2 separate regions of the Homo sapiens genome follow, and region 1 is linked to region 2. The links are chromatin loops, found by intact Hi-C in ENCODE. Cell type or tissue: B cell. All regions are shown on one strand. Each heading gives the region's core, and the rest is flanking DNA. Links, peaks and the distances in the headings are about the cores only. Region 1 overlaps UBXN11 (UBX domain protein 11). Region 2 overlaps RPS6KA1 (ribosomal protein S6 kinase A1).

The links. Peaks named below come from ENCODE experiments on the same cell type or tissue, not always from the same donor. Only the 100,000 strongest peaks of a DNase experiment are listed, where the experiment ranks them.
Region 1: it touches region 2 in a loop (23-fold over the local background); 2 of 110 quality-filtered maps call a loop at or near these places.

The regions. Positions count from the first base shown.
Region 1 is chr1:26,284,362-26,292,681 of GRCh38, reverse strand. UBXN11 (UBX domain protein 11) reads left to right here. Exons shown (of 15, transcript NM_001389556.1): 9 at 6,645-6,859; 10 at 7,141-7,218; 11 at 8,200-8,320. Among named protein-coding and RNA genes, the nearest start is that of SH3BGRL3, 8.4 kb to the right of the region's middle. RefSeq lists enhancers at 1,816-1,875, 1,886-2,025, 1,303-2,116, 2,117-2,929, 2,806-2,945 and 4 more. In B cell, for the core only: a CTCF peak has its summit at 7,402 (motif pointing left); DNase peaks (open chromatin) are centred at 2,801, 3,361, 7,471, 7,721 and 5 weaker places; H3K4me3 peaks cover 4,535 bases; H3K27ac peaks cover 8,000 bases.
Region 2 is chr1:26,537,132-26,545,451 of GRCh38, reverse strand. The region is part of intron 2 of RPS6KA1 (ribosomal protein S6 kinase A1); the gene reads right to left. Among named protein-coding and RNA genes, the nearest start is that of RPS6KA1, 12 kb to the right of the region's middle. RefSeq lists enhancers at 2,473-3,117, 3,790-3,839, 3,850-3,899, 6,283-6,462 and a silencer at 3,360-3,409. In B cell, for the core only: CTCF peaks have their summits at 3,194, 3,398 (motif pointing left) and 6,530 (motif pointing left); DNase peaks (open chromatin) are centred at 2,211, 3,451, 6,531, 7,231 and 3 weaker places; H3K4me3 peaks cover 2,870 bases; H3K27ac peaks cover 7,477 bases.

The sequences.
Region 1 (8,320 bases), core at 232-8,231, 250 kb after region 2:
GCGTTTCGCCATGTTGGTCAGGCTGGTCTCAAACTCCTAACCTCGTGATCTTCCCGCCTCGGCATCCCAAAGTGCTGGGATTACAGGTGTGAGCCACCGCGCCCAGCCATTTGCAGCTTTCAAAGCATTTTCTTTTTTCTTTTCTTTATTTTTCTTTTTATTTTTTGAGGCAGGGTCTCACTTTTGCCTGGGCTGAGTGCAGTGGCACAGTCATGGCTCACTGCAGCCTCAACCTCCTGGGCTGAAGTGATCCTCCCACCTCAGCTGTCTGAGTAGCTGGGACTGCAGGCACGTGCCACCACACCCAGCTGATTTTCTTTATTTTTTGTAGAGACGAGGTCTCGCTACGTTGCCAAGGCTGGTCTTGAACTCCTGGATGCCAGTGATCCTGCTGCCTCAGCCTCCCAAAGTGCTGGGATTACAGTTGTGAGCCACTGTGCCCTGCCAGCATCTTCATAGCCTTGACAGGGGCCAGGAGTTACTCCATTTCACAGATGGGTAAAGGGAGGCACTTAAGGAGTCTGTGGACTCATTATTGAGGGAAGAGGGGCAAGACTTAAGGCTGACAGCCCACTGTAAGGCAGTTGGTCACTGAGGCAGAAGATGAGATGATGCCCAGCTTGAGGGTGGGGATGGTGAGAAGGGATGGGCAGAGAGATTTAAGTAGAATCCGTGGCCTTGGTGTCTTTACATGAGGGAGAGGACCAGAGGAGTCAGGGATAACCCGAGGGAGCACAGCTGCGGGAAAGATGCTGAGTACACTTGGGACACAGCAAAGCTGGGGGCTGTGCAGTCCCTATGATGCTAGGAAGGGGAGCGTGTCCCTGCTGCCCAGGGCACTGTAGGCCCAGGCATGCCAACTCCAAAGCTCTAACTGAACCCAGGGTGGGTGTCGTGGGGAGAGTTCTCAAGGGACCCCTGGCATGAGTGAGAGGTGAGGCCCTATTGGGTGGCTGCAGGTGCTCTGAGAATGTCTATCCTGGATCTAGGCCAGAGGCCCACAAGTGCCGCACCCTGGGCCCTGCTGTGGCGGGCTGGGCTCAGGCTTCAGGTAGGCCTGCCATCTTGTTGCAGGGCAGCCTTCCTCCTGGCCAGGGGGGACCTCCTTGCTCCTTGCCAGGTGGCTGGTTTCTGGACCTGGCTCTGTGGATTCCTACTCTGCCCTGTTTGGTTGTTTGTGCTCTGAGTGCCTCAAGTCAAAGTAACTTGTGAAAAACCCTGCCCTCCATCTTGGAGGCCCTGGCCATATCTGTGGTCCCTCCGTGCGTTCTCTTCCTTCTTTTGTTCTTTGATTTTTTCAGCATGGGCGGGGGGCCTTGATTCGGCTCTTTCTGCCAGATGAATGACGTTTTTCGTCGCTAGCAGCTTCTGTTCCTGGGACATCTCTCCGGCGTCCCCGTTCCTCTCTCCCCAGGTGCCACCCTGCTCCGCCCAGGGGCCTCAGGCTCACAGCCTGGCCCCCGCTGGCCTGCCTGACACTCGGCTGATTGCTCTGCTCTCCCTCTGTTGGAGAGGCTCCCACAGGCGCTGGGGTGGAGGCCTGTGGAGGGTGAGCCAGGGCCGTCTGTGCCGAGCCAGTGGGGTGATCAAACTTCCTGGAGCCTGGGACTCCTAGGGAGGAGGGCCGGTGGGGCCATGAAGGGGCTTGGCCTCAGGCTGGATCGCTCACTCTCCCCCTCTCTCTGCCAGCGTCACAGAGCATGCTGTGCCAGGTGCTTCAGGGTCTGTGGAGACATGAAAGGGACAGTCCTGCTCTGGTCACACGCCACTGGGGCCAGGTGTTGGGCCTCGGGGCTGAGAGCTCTGGTCAGCTCTGAAGTTCTCCCTTCCCCCCCACCCTCTGCATCTCTGAGCTCCTCACTCCTCACTACTTCCCTGTTCCCCTGAGAATCCTCACCCTCTCATCCCCCTCTGAAATCCCCACTTCCCCTACCCAAGTCAGTCCCTGCCTCCCTCCATGGCTCCACCTCTCCCTGCCAGCACCCCACACGCCTCCCTCCTTCCTCTCAAGCCCCACACTCCTGAGTCTGGGTTGGAGGCCCCCTGACTCCGCAGCCTGCGTGACTTGCCCCTGGGCTTGCCCTTCAATCCCAGAGCCACCTGGCTTGACCCCTCCCCACCTGCACTTCTGCCTCCAGCCTTTGCTCCTGCTCTGTCCCCACAGAGCGCCTTGCCCGCTTCCCTCCCCTCTGAAGCTCAGGGCAAATCCAACCTCCGCCAGCAAACTCTGACTGCCCTGTGTGGGCTGTGCTGCTCTGTGGGGAGGGCTCTGCTTGAGGGAAGGGGCTAAAAGCTCTGGCTGAGGCAGGGTTCAGGTCGGGTCAGACCCCAGATCAGCAGATCGCTGACCCCCTCTGAGTTCATTTCCTCCTCAGTCGTGCTGACGGGCTCCTAGGGCCACTGAATGGATGTGGTAATAAACTGTGACAGCCACTGTCACCTAGCTGTTGTCATGCATGTCCCAGTGCTTGGCACATGGGCAAGGGTGTGTGTAGCTGCATGTGATTGGCTGTGATGCCCGTGTGCCCAGGCTTGGATGATCAGAGCACATTGGAACAGTCATCTGCACATGATGAGGTGGGGACAGGGTGGTGCGTAGCTCAATGGCAGGGGCCAGAGAGAGCTGCAGGTGGGACCCGGCAGGCCTGAGTTCAGATCCTGCCAGTCCACAGGCTGGTTGAGTGTTCTGGCGGGGACCAGACCTGCAGGGCCTCCTTTCCTGCACTGGCTCCTCTGAAGAGCAGAGTGACTGCAGTAAAGTCCCCAGAGCGGGGCCTGGCTTGCAGGTGTGTGGTAATAGTGGTTCCACTTCCTGTTGCAGCCGTCTTTGCCTGAGGGTCAAGGGCAGGCACATGGAGGGCGGCACCGCGTGAGCTGCCGGGGTGCCCTGGGCACTTGTGCAGTGAGGGGCTGCCACCTCTCCACTGAGCATGGTAGGGTCTGGCCCTCTTCTGGGCTCCACAGCCCCCACAGTGATACTTACACATGCCATTGTCGCCATTTGCCGCCCCGTCTTCTTCACTTGAGTCTGAGCCTGAGGATGGCAGGACCCTGGGCGTGGGCATCGCCATGATGGGCAGGGCCTAGCAGAGCACGGGTGCTCAGACATTTCTGGAAAGCAGGATCCAACCCTGCTTTTAGTGGCCCAGCCACTCTGGGCCAGGCCCAGGGCTCAATGCTCCTGAGCTCAAGGGGTGCCCAGCATGGCTGGAAGGCAAACAAGCAAGCAGAAAGCAGCGGCCTGTGACGAGGGCCAAGGGAGTAGGTGCAAGGGCTCCAGGCATGCAGCCTCAAGGCAGGTTGGGGGTGGCTCCTAGCAAGGCTTCTTGGAGGAGGTAGGGGTGAGTGGGCACAGCTTGAGCCCAGCGATGAGTAGGCGGTGCTAGGGACAACAACAGCCACCATCTGCCAAACGCTTCCTCCAAGCCTCACAGCAGCCCTGTGAAGTGTGGAAACTTTTATCGTCCTCATTGTACAGAAGAGGAAGCTGAGGCCCATAGAGGCCCAGGGTTACAGAGCTCGGAAGTGCCCTCCAGTGCCCACCAGAGCGCAAGGCGAGGGGCATGTTGAGGGTTGGCTGGGTGCTAAGTAAGGGTCTTGGGAGTTGGGACAAAGAGCTTGGACTTGAGCTCCCTTCTCATTTTAATACACTCGTGGGCTCTCAAAGTTGGATGAGGCCTCAGAGGTGATCTCCCAGCATTGCCACTCTCCCTGGAAAAGGGACCCCAGTAAGCAGCCTCTCAAGAACCAATATTGAGAGGCAGCCTATGTGATCACTGAGCACTGAGGCTGAGTCACTTGGGCCCTGCAAGCTGCATGATCTGGGGCGTGACAGCTCATAAGGCCCAATTTCCTTATCTGTAAAACAGAAATGGTGATGCCTGCCTCCTGGCGCTTGGCACAGGGCTGTCATTTACAGACAGGTTCACCAGCTGGATCTTGCAGGCAGTACAGGGTTCTTACCATCTCCCCATTGCACAGAAAGGATGGCTGTGGCTCAAAGAGGAAGTGCCTTTCCATTTGAGTTCTGCTGCTAGCTCAGGGCAGACCTAGGACTTGCCCTCTGACCTTACTCCTGCTGTGTGACTCCCCAGCTGCACCTCTCTCCATCCACGGGTCAGGCCTCAGTTGAACCCTGGTGGGGTGGTGGGGGCTCACTGGCTTCACAAGGCCCTGCTGTGGTAGCTCTTCCCACCTCATTCTCTCAGTGCTGGTTTGCCCAGAGCTGTGGTTCCTTCTTCCTGGCCCCTGGTCTCATCTCCACTCTATCATATCCAGCATCTGCCTGGGCCACCTGCTTTTACTTCTTTAAGCCAGGGCCATTTTCTTGGCAAGCTTCTCTCTTCCCCTTCGTCGTTTCTTGGCATCCTCCCTGGTCTCACCCCATCCCATGTCAACCACCCATGTTCATCAGCCTGAAAAACCCCCGGCCCTGGGAGGCGGCAGGAGCATTGAATTAGGAGTTGGTGTATTTGGTGCTCTTCCTGGCTCTGTCTGGTCTGATCAGGCCATGTCATCTGACCTTTCTGGGCCTCACTTTCCCCATCTATAAAGAAGACAGAGCCCTGGTAACACAGCGAGACCCCATCTCTACAATTTTTTTTTAAATTAATTAGCAGGGTGTGGTGATGCCTGCCTGTGGTCCAAGCTACTTGGGAGGCTGAGGTGGGAGGATAAGTTGAACCCGGGAGGTCACGGTTGCAGTATCATGACTGTGCCGCTATACTCCAGCTTGGGTGACAGAGGGAGACCCTTTCTCGGAAAAAAAAAAAAAAGGGTTGAGGCAGGCATTGTATGAGATGATCTATTCTGCTATTGTTTTTAGGTTTGCCTATTTGTCCTTAAGGTAGTTGTTAAAAGAAAAGTGTCTTGGTATCATTCTGTTAGGCGAGTTTTTCCTGGGAATCTCAGGGACTATGTGGGGAGCCCCCGGAGGGGCTGGGGGCAGGTATAGCCCCTTCAATGGTAGGAAATATAGGGGAGAGGAGAAGGCCAGCTGGGGCCTACCATTTCACCTGCTGCAAAAGCAACAGGAAACACATCTGCACCTCCCTGGTACAGCCACTGCACCACTGAGAGGAAAGGAATTAGGTCCCCAGAGCCCTGACCCACATCCTGCCGCAGCCTGCTTGTCCTGTTGAAAAACAGCCTCTCTGAGGCCCCAAAAGTTATTGGTGTGTTGTAGGGCACACCCAAACAGATGACTTACTTGGGGGCCAGGTCCCATCAAAGATGACAGAACAGGCCCCTGGTCTGTACCCAGCCAGCATCTACCTGCCCTCCACCTTTCTGCTCTGTTGTCTGTCACGGCTGTCCCCACCGCTCCGTATTCTCCCCTGAAGCCAGAACACAGCTGTATGCGCCACACGTGTTTCAGAAGAGGAGGCCAGAGCTTTGTCAGCTTCTCAAAGGGGTCTGTGACCCAGAAATAGTTGCACAACCTAAGGTCTGTCCCATATCTGTTCTGGCCAGCAGCTGTCCCTACATCCTCCCTGAGAGCCATCTGTCCCTCTTCTGACCTCCCTCTCCTGATGGTGCAGATGGGTGGGGGAAACAGACTTGAGAGTCAGCCCCGGCTCCCTTCCCAGTTCCTCCTCTCACCAAGTGGCTTGGGACGAGTCATTTTTCATCTCTGTGGGCCTGTTTCCTCATGTGTAAAATGGAACTAAATAACCCCTGCCTCAGCCTGGCGTGGTGGCTCACACCTGTAATCCCAGCACTTTGGGATGCCAAGGCGGGCGGATCACCTGAGGTCAGGAGTTCGAGACCAGCCTGACCAATATGATGAAACCCCATCTCTACTAAAAATACAAAAATTAGCCGGGTGTGGTGGCTCATGCCTGTAATCCCAGCTACTCAGGAGGCTGAGATAGGAGAATCGCTTGAACCCAGGAGGCAAGGTTGCGGTGATCCAAGATTGTACCATTGCACTCCAGCCTGGACAACAAGAGTGAAACTCCATCTCAAATAAATAAAAATAATTACCCCTGCCTTAAGCCTCAGGGTTGGCGTAAGGACCATGTGTGCAAGGTGGAGTTGGGCACAGTAGCAAACATGGACAGGGTGCGTGTTCCAAGCTGGCTCTTAACATGGTTACTTCTTGGAGCCTTACAGCCATCCTAGGAGGCAGATACTACTGTCATCCATTCTAGAAGAGAATGCTGCAGCACAAGCATTAAATGACCTAAGGTCACACAGATAGAAGGGAGGAACTGGGATTTGAACCCAGAAGGCCTCGATCCAGAGCTGGGAGCTCTGCCCTGTACTTTTCAGCTGCCAACCCAGTGCCTGACACAGATCTGGGATCAGATCCTGCTTCTGCTGCTTACTACTGTGTTTCTCACAAGCCATGTAACTTTCTCTAACCCTCAGTTTCCTCATCTGAAAAAATGGAGGTGATTATAGCCTTTATAGATAGGCTTGATAAGAAGTGGGAATGGAATATGGATAGTAAACCCCTAGCACAAAATAAGTGCTCAATAAAAGACAGCTGCTGTTATTATCTAGCGTTGTCCTTTTCCCCAGGCAGTCAGTTAAGGAGACATTAAGACCACTGCCCAGCTTGGGAGGGAGCCACAGAGGCTAGGGCTGCTAGGGACATGACAGCCAAAAGGCGGCTCACAGGTGTCTGTCCTCTTTGCCAGGGGACTCATTGGCGCCCCCTGAGGTGGACTTTGACAGGCTGCTGGCCAGCCTGCAGGATCTTAGTGAGCTGGTGGTAGAGGGTGACACCCAAGTGACACCAGTGCCCGGCGGGGCACGGCTGCGTACCCTCGAGCCCATCCCGCTGAAGCTCTACCGGAATGGCATCATGATGTTCGACGGGCCCTTCCAGCCCTTCTACGATCCCTCCACACAGGTAGGAGCGGTGTTGGGGGGGGTGGTGCTCTAGTGCCCCTGCTGCCCACTGTTAGTTGGGGATGATGAAGCCAGCTCACCCCAGGCCCAGCCTGCCCTCCACGGGGCACCCAGGCCCACACACGACTTGCAGAGGCCCCTCTCCCAAGGCCTGGGACTCTGAATGTTTCCAGAGTGCGGCACTGGGTGACCCTGGATCTAGGGCCTGCCATCCAGACCAGTGGCAGGGCAGGGTGGGCCCAAGGCCCAGGCCACCCCCTCACTTTTCCTCTTCCCTTGCAGCGCTGCCTCCGAGACATATTGGATGGCTTCTTTCCCTCAGAGCTCCAGCGACTGTACCCCAATGGGGTCCCCTTTAAGGTGATAAGCTGCTCCTCAAACCACACCTTTGGGGATTTTGAAGGGAGTGGGGATACACAGCCTCCCCAGACACCTCCCATTCTGAGGGGAAGCCGCTGCACTCCCTGGGGGACCCCAGTCTGATGCCCTCCAGGAGGATAAGTCTGAAGCCGGGCTGGGAAGGGAGCGGAGAGGCCCGAAACAGAGCAGCAGGCAGCGCCCTCTGCTGGCACCCTGGAGACAGCCTCGGCTGCGGGGCCCCTGCCTTCTAGTCCTCCCCAGCTTTCAGGACACCTTGACAACCTGGGGTCCCTGCAGAAGTGGCCCGGCTGTCCCCCAAGTCTCCTGAAGCTATCTGGGTAGGGTGGGAGGCAGTGCTGTGAGCCACAAATGCAAAGCAGAGGGGACAGATGTTGGGACTCAAAGACATGAGGTAGAGCTGGCCCCATGGGTAGGTGCCACCACCAGAGCCCATGAGGCTTCGTGTTCTAGAAGGTGGTGGGTTAGTGCCGCACTGAGGGCGTGTCCGGGAGGGAGCATGTGTCACCAGGGCTCAGGAAACAGCATGAGTCATGACGCGGGGGTGTTTAAGGCATTCGTGCCACAGCGGGGACCTCGGAGCTATGCCTTGATAAGGCAAGTGAGGTTACATGTACGATGATGCGGTTTGTGCTGCAGACTGGAAAAAAGCAGGGGCTTTGTCCTCTCCTGACCCCCTCACACTCTGCCTTCACGGTAGGCTCCTGAGAGGGGGGTCTCCAAGGAGGGTGTCAGTACTGCAGCTTCAGCTGGCGTGGATGGGGTGCTTACAGGAGCAGCAGGGCTGAGGGAGATGACAGCAGTACGAACCGTGGCTCTCCTGAGGCCTGGGTTTCCTCATATGTAAAATGGGGGTTGCATTAGACCATACCCTTGGCCTGTGTTTAGGCAAATAGGGATGAAAGTGGGGCCAAGGGCTGAAGAGCTGGGTCCGCTGCCGTCGTTGCCCTTCTTTCTTGCCAGGTGAGTGACTTGCGCAATCAGGTCTACCTGGAGGATGGACTGGACCCCTTCCCAGGCGAGGGCCGTGTGGTGGGCAGGCAGCTGATGCACAAGGCCTTGGACAGGGTGGAGGAGCACCCAG
Region 2 (8,320 bases), core at 182-8,181:
GTAATCCCAGCACTTTGGGAGGCTGAGGCGGGCGGATCATGAGGTCAGGAGATCGAGACGATCCTGGTTAACATGATGAAACCCTGTCTCTACTAAAAATACAAAAAAAAAAAAAATTGGCCAGGCGTGGTGGTCAGCTCCTGTAGTCCCAGCTATTCGGGAGCTGAGGCAGGAGAATGGCATGAACCTGGAAGGCGGAGCTTGCAGTGAGCCGAGATAGCGCCACTGCACTCCAGCCTGGGTGGCAGAGCAAGACTCCATCTCAAAAAAAAAGAAAAAGAAAAAGAAAGAATGGCATCCAACAGGCAGGGGCAGGAGAGAACACATACCCAACAGGCAGGGATGGAGGATAAGGACACGCACCCAACAGGCAGAGGCAGGAGGAATTCATATCCAATAGAAAACAGATGGAGACACGTACCTGACAAGGGGAAGCAGGAGGGGACTCATATCTAACAGACAGAGGTGGACAGAGACTCATCCCCAATGTGTGTAGGCAGATAGGGACACAAGCCCAACAGCCAGAGACAGATGGGGACATATACCCAATAGGTAAAGACAGATGGGGACATGTACCCAACAGGCAAAGGCAGGAGGAACACATCTCCAATAGGCAGAGACAGAAGAGAATACCAACCCAACAGGCAATGACAGAAGGGGACATAAACCCAACAGGCAGGCTGGGCGTGGTGGCTCACGCCTGTAATCCCAGCACTTTGGGAGGCCGAGGCAGGTGGATCACGAGGTTAGGAGATCGAGACCATCCTGGCTAACACGGTGAAACCCCGTCTCTACTAAAAATACAAAAAATTAGCTGGGCGTGGTGGTGGGCACCTGTAATCCCAGATACTTGGGAAGCTGAGGCAGGAGAATGGCTTGAACCTGGGAGGGGGAGGCTGCAGTGAGCCAAGATCGCACCACCGCACTCCAGCCTGGGCGACAAAGTGAGACTCCGTTTCAAAAAAAAAACCAACAGGCAATGACAGAAGGGGACATGTATCCAAAAGGCAGAGACAGATGGTGACACAAACCCAACAGGCAAAGACAGAAGGGGACAGGTATCCAACAGGCAGAGACAGATGAAGACATAAACCCAACAGGCAGAGACAGAAGGGGACATGAACAACAGGCACCTAACATGTGACATGTACCCAAAAGGTGAAGTCAGGCACTTATCAAGTGGAGACAGAGATTGGAACCCAACCACAGACAGAGGTAGGCAGCAAAGAGAGACAGCGGGAGAGTCAGCGAGCCCCAAGCAGACTGACAATACCTAGGGCAGATAGGTCTGACACCTGGCAGACACACGGGCAGGCAGCAGGGCAGGGATCCCCAGGAAGGGGTTAAGGGCAGAGCTGTGGGTTCTTGCTGCTGTACCTGGGGTGGGGAAAGAGATGAGGGGAGACAATCTGCAAACTCCCACCACTCAGGAGAGGACTCTCGTATTTCTTGCAGACCCACCTCTGAGATCTCCCATTTCCCTAGGATTTTCCTCCTATGCCAAGACCTGAGGGGGACCCAGACAGTAGCTGAGAGGACTATCTCCTGAGTGCAATCTGATGTCTTTGACTCTGATCATATCCTAAAAACTGTTATCCTCATTCCAGGAATAGGAAACTGAGGCCCAGAAGACAGTGACTCACCAAGGCTCAAAGCAAACAGTGGCAGAGGTAGCTTGGACCCAGGCGCCTCCCTGCTTACTGCCTGGCCTGGGGTCAGCAGGCATCAAATGCCAGGAAAGTGTGGGCAGGTCAATCAGCCAGAGCCACGTCCTGCCCACCCACATCTGCCTAAAACCCCTTCTCCTTCAGTACTAGGGTCCGTCTGTGACCTCCCACTGTAGGTCCTGGCCCTCGGAGACACAATCTTATCTTCAGGGGAAGATACCTAACCCTTCCTGACAGATGGAGGAGTGGGTGGAACAGCCCCACAAAAACACCACAAAACTGCAGTCAAATCAGACCCCTGAGTGTAACCTCCTGGCGGGACAGGCAGAAAGCCTGGCTCAAAGAGGGACTAAGAGGGGGCCAAGCCCACATGGCAATACCTGCACACCCCACCCTGAGATCTGAACCTCCACCTCACCTGTCTGCCTCTGACTGAGAGCACTCCCTGGGGACAGAGACAGGAAACCACCCAGAAATCCCAAGGGACAGAGCCACCCCCAAACCCATTCCTTGCCCAGTCATGGTGACAGACACCGCTGGAGGCAGGCGACTCTTCTGCTCACCTTTCTGGGACAGGGAACCAAGTCTCTCTCAACCCTGGGGAAATCTGCTGGGGTCTGCATGGTGGGGCTCAAGCCGGTGACCAGAGGGCCCCGTTACTCTTCCTACTTCTGCTTTTTTTAGCCTTCCTGGCCCAGAAGGCAGGGTCTCTGGCCCCCCTCCTTCTCACTTCCCCCTCTGCAGGGAGGAGGGGCAGATGATGGGTCAGGCTCCTCTATAGAGGAGGGGACACTGCAGACCCCAAGCCCATGACCCCAGGGAAGGCCCAGGGGCACACCTCTCCCTATGTCCTCTGACTCTAAGGAGGAGAGACAAGAGCAGAGACAAAAGTCACAAGGCGATAACGCAGTGTCACAGTGGGCATATCAGCACCCGCAAACATCCACGTGAGGGGAGGACCTGAGAGAATGTGGGGCAAAAGTCAGCAAAGGCCACTGTCCGACTGTCCAGTCCAGAGCTTAGATACTGTGTCCCACCCCTCCATAGCATCCTTCCCATGGCTATGCCCACCCACAATGGCAGCCCAGAAAGCAGGCACCAGTGGCCCCCCTCCGGTCCTGCCCTGCTCAGCTGCCCCGAAGAAGGCTGCCAGTCCCAAGCCCCAGGATGGGTAAGGCGGGCAGAAAGCCTGACCAAGGACCTCACAGAGGTCTGAGAGGAGGAGCAGGCAGCTATGGGGCAGGGGTTGACCAGGCCCAGCCCCTTTCTACGTGGCCTCATTTCATCACTCATACCAGCACAGCACAGGCACTGACATGCACACACACACACTCAGGCCGATGATCGGAAACCCTGTCCGCAGACAACCCCTATGCAGAAACACATGCCCCCACGCACACACGGACTTCCCCTTCCCTGTCCTTGCAGAGTCTCTGCGGGTGGATGGCTGCCGGGAGATTGTGAAAGATGCCTCCCTCAGCCAAGCCTCTCATTGCTCTCCAGCTTCCTCAGACAGGGGTTTGGAGGCTGGGGCAGCTCTCGGAAGCCCCAAAGCTCACCCTCCCTACCAACCCCTGGTCCCTCAGATGCAAAGAAGGTAGAGAGGTAGCTACTTTGTGGGAGGAGACTCTCCAGATACGGGCTGAGATAAACCAAGGGGCCTAGTCCACACGAGCCTCTGTGGCCAGCAGGGTACCAGAAGGGGCAACAGGAAGGAAACAGTCTCAGAACTGCCTTTGCTGAAGGCTGTGTGGGCCCTGAGGCCTCTGGTGGCGGGCGGGGGGAGGACAGCCACCAGCCCACATCCCTTGGTCCCTGCCCCATCCCCCGCATAGGGACTTCCTCTTTATTTACTTCCTCCTACAGGGCAGCTGGAAGAGAAGCCCAGAGCCCCCAGGCCTGATCCGTGGTCTCTAGGGTTCCCACCCTGCCAGCTGTAGCCAAGCCCACCTGCCAATCCTGGCCCTAACGGACACCAAAAGCCCCTTCCCCAGCTGGCAGCATTTGCAGGGCCCTTCCAGGCGCTACCCCCTCCCTCAGTGGGACAGATGTCCTCAGACACATCTCCCAGCGTGCCTCCAGGCAGGTGAGGAGGGGTCCACAGCTCCCTGGCAGCCTTGAGGGGGAGCTGGCCTCCAACACTAGGTCAGGACTGGCATGGAGAGATGATGGTAAGTGTGCCTCCTACTGATTGAGCAGTTGCTGCACGCACACAGCCTTTTTTTTCTTTGAGAGGGAGTCTCACTCTGCTGCCCAGGCTGGAGTGCAGTGGTGAGATCTCAGCTCACTGCAACCTCCGTCTCCTGGGCTTAAGTGATTCTCGTACCTCAGCCTCCCGAGTAGCTGGGACTACAGGCACACTCCACAATGCCTGGCTAATTTTTTGTATTTTAGTAGCGACAGGGTTTCATCATGTTGCCCAGGGTGGTCTCAAACTCCTGAGCTCAGGCGATCTGCCCGCCTCGGCCTCCCAAAGTGCTGGGATTACAGGTGTGAGGCACTGTGTCCGGCATTTTTTTTTTTTTTTTGAGACAGAGTCTCACTCTGTTGCCCAGGCTGGAGTGCAGTGGCATAATCATGGTTCACTGCAGCCTCTTGGGCTCAAGCGATCCTCCCACCTCAGCCTATGGAGTAAGCTGGGAGGACAAGTGCGTACCACCACATCTGGCTAATTTTTAAAAAATTTTTTGTAGAGGGCCGGGCGCGGTGGCTCATGCCTGTAATCCCAGCACTTTGGGAGACCGAGGTGGGCGGATCACCTGAGGTCGGGAGTTCGAGACCAGCCTGACCAACATGGAGAAACCCCGTCTCTACTAAAAATATGAAATTAGCCGGGCATAGTGGCATATGCCTGCAATCCCAGCTACTACGGAGGCTGAGGCAGGAGAATCGCTTGAACCTAGGAGGCGGAGGTTGTGGTGAGCCAAGATCGTGCCATTGCACTCCAGCCTGGGCAACAAAAGTGAAACTCCATCTCAAAAAAAAATTTTGTTTTTTGTAGAGGATGGGTCTCCCTGTGTTGCCCAGGCTTGTGTTGAACTCCTGGCTGGGCATAGTGGCGTGCGCCTGTAGTCCCAGCTACTCCGGTAGCTGAGGTAGGAGGATCACTTGAGCCTAGGAGGTCAAGGCTACAGTGAGCTGTGGTTGTACCACTGCACTCCAGCCTGGGCAACAGAGGGAGGCCCTGCCTCAAAACAAAAACAAAACCAAAAAACCACAACTATCCTGAGACAGCCATAATCAAGGTGTTGTGGGTGCCCAGAGGTGGTGACTATTTGCCAGTGCATGAAGTCAAGAAAGACCTTCCAGAGAGGGGCAGCCCAGCTGGGTCCTGAGGATGAACAAATGTTGGCCAGGCAGAAAGGAGGAAAAAAAGACACTCCAGGTAGAGAAAGACCTGTGTGACCAAGGGGCTTAAGGCCAGGAGGGTAGAGTGGGAAGTCAGGAAGAGCTGGCCACTCACTAGCTGGGTGCTCCCGGGCAAATCTGTTTCCCTGTCTGAACCTCGGTTTCCTCCTCTGTAAAATGAAGGTTAGAACAATATGCTCCACTCTCAGATTGTTTCTAGAAGCAAAATGGGCCACAGAGACAAGGGGATGTTGGAAACAGAACTTCTCCCAGGTTTACTTAGTCTTACTGCTGTGGGGTCTCCCCTGGGCAGGCTGAAGGGACAGAGCCCAGCCACAGGGCCCCAGGTACTAGGAGGGTGGCTGGCCTTCTCTGACCAGGCCAAGGGAAGTTCCTCCCAACACCTGAGGCTGCCCAAGGCTCCCTGAAGTCCACAGTCACATCCTGCCTAAGCTCTGGCCAGGGGAGCATGAGGGATCCGGGAGGGATCAGGGTTTCATAAACAGGAAGAGAGGAGGGGAGGGGAGACGCTCAGCTCTCAAAATAGACCTGCAGGCGCTTCAAAGGGGTCCAGCTCCGGAGATAGCTGGGGGAGGGGGCCTGGGATGCCCAGTCCACTCCCAGAAGGGAGGGAGGGCAAATGGAGCCCCGGTGTGCCTTAGGGTACCACGTGCACCTAGGTGCTGAGGGGATCCAGAGAGTTCTCACCCTGGATGGCTATCCACACTATTGCTGCTAAAAGCCAAATCCCAAATCCCAAATCCCGCTTTCTGCCTGAAATGAATAAAATAAACAAGCATTAAACAGCAACATTGTGCCACAAGCCCTGTTAGATACTTTAATTTATATGTACCACATTCTCTTTTCCAGGTAGCCCTGAGAAATAGGCTTTATTCTCCTTTCATTTTTCAGGAAAGAACCCGAGCCTCAGCAAGGCAAATGACTTGCCCAAGGTTACAAGGCAAATAAAAAATAGGTGCAGGATTCTGAACTCAGAATCCCTGACTCTCTTCCCTGCCTCTTTGCCACCTGGAAGGCCCAATTCTTTCTCCAGCTGCCCAAATCCTGCCTTTTGAGTCCCAGCCAAATGCCAGTTCCGCAGGGAACATGGCCTGTGCCCTAGAGCCCACCCCAACTCTTCTTCCTCGGCCATGCACGGCAATGACCATGTCTCTGGTCCACACTCAGCCCTGAACTCAGATGCCATCAGCTGGGTTCCCGGGGACGTGCTCATCTCGTCATGCTACGGAGAGAAATGTGGGCACCTGGAAGGTGGTGGTATACGTCTCTGCCCAACATGGGCCTAGCACAGAGCAGAGGTTCTATGTGCCCACAGCTGTGCTCTTGCCCCATCATAGCGCCTACCACATGGCTTTCCTGTCTCTACCCTCTGCCCAAAGATTGGAAGCTTCTCGAAGGTGGGGGATATTGACTTCATTTTAGGCCCTCCTGTGAACAACAGGGTGCACCGAATGTCTGATTAGGATAAAGTGGCCCATTGCCAGCTCATTCCACTGCACAAAGTGATGAGGTCCGGACCACAGGTTGAGCGCCCCCTGGTGTATTAAGCCCAGAAGTGGGCATTAGGGACACTGGTGGCTGGGACAACAGATGGATGAGCAGGTGCCCAGGACTGGTCCCACTTGGAATCACAGAAAGCCAGTGCTCCTCCTCTTCAGCACTCAGGGTTCTCTGGACTATGAGGAATGACCTTGAAGCCAAACAAGACTTGTCTTCATTGCCCACCAGCTATGTGATGTTGAACCTCAATTTTCTCATCTGTAAAATGGGGACAGTAACAATCTACCTCCAAGGATGTAGTTAGAACTAAATGCAAAGCACCTGGTATGATGCTAGGCATAGGTTAAGCTCTTTCTCTTCCTTAAGTGGCATTCGAGACTCCATGTCCCATCCATCTCCAGCCCTGTCTCTCTTCCTACCCCAGGATCTTCTGCTCTAGAGCAAGAGTCATAGGCTTGGGAGCAAAAGGTTACCTGCCTCGGCAAGCTCCTGCCATCTCCCAGTAAGCTCCTCCAGTTCTTGAGGTGAGAAGCTGTACTCAGCACAGGTCCCTAAATGCTGCAAGCTCCTCTGCAACCCCCAGAACCTCAGCCCTGAGATCTGAACACCGTGTTTCTTCACTGGGAACCTACAGTTCTTCATTTTGTTACTAGGCAACAAGAGGTAGCTACTTTGTGGGAGGAGATTCTGCAGACATGGGCTGAGCTAAACCAAGGGGCCCAGTCCACACTATTTACTGGCCTCTGCTGGTCCAAGGTTGCCACAGCAACCCACAGAGAAGTGGTGCGAGAATACTTCCCTCACCTGCCCTATCCTACCCAGCTCAGTCACCTCATCTTAGGAAGCTGAGTCAAGGTAAACATCAGGACTAATCCTGCATCCATCTCAAAGGTCAAGCTTATGGCAGGTCTGGTGTTCAAGCCAACCTAGGTCTGGAAGGTGGGGTCACTGGCAGGAAGCTGAGCTGAGCAATATACTAGGACATTTTCGGTGCTGGCACCGAAGCTGCCATGTGCCAGGCAGTTACTATCTCATCGTCCTTCACATTGCTCCTGTGAGACAGACACTGTTTCCCCAACTTACAGCTCAGGAAACTGAGACTCAGAAGGGAGAAGAGCTTCTGGTTAAATGGTGGGGATGGAGCCAGGACTGGAACCCGGATTTGCTCTAACACCATGCTCTGTCCCTGCCTAAGCAGCTTCCAAAGACCCTCCATAGCCAGCATCTCCTGTGACCTCACAGCCACCCTGTGAAGGGGATGTGGTCTTTTCCAATATACAGATGAGAAAGCCAAGGCCCAGAGTGTACAAGGAACCTCCCCAAGGTCACACCACTGTCACCTAGTCCTGGTGCTTCTGGCAAAACACAAAACCAGCAACAGGGGCTAGGGGGCTACAGGAAGGGGCCCAGGGGAAGCAGAGATAGCAGGGGTGAGGGAATGACCCTCACACTGGGAAGTGGAAGCCCTAAGAAATGCCATGAGTGCCACATGCCAGGCAATGGGCCTGGTTAGCCTTGAGCGGCCACCAGCACCCCCTTTCCAGCTCACGTGCCCAGATGCTCACTTCCAGGCTCTTGGCAAGCGCAGCTCTACCAAAAGGAGCAGGACAGCTGGCCTGAGCCCCTCCCATCACTCCTTAGAGCCAGCCCAAATTCCATGAGTAAATAAACTGCAGGGGCATCCTGGCCTGGGTGACAGGTAACCAGAGCCCTGACCTGGATTCTGCTCCTGACCCTTTCTGGGCCACAGTCGCCTCACCTACAAAATAGGAAGGTTGGAACAA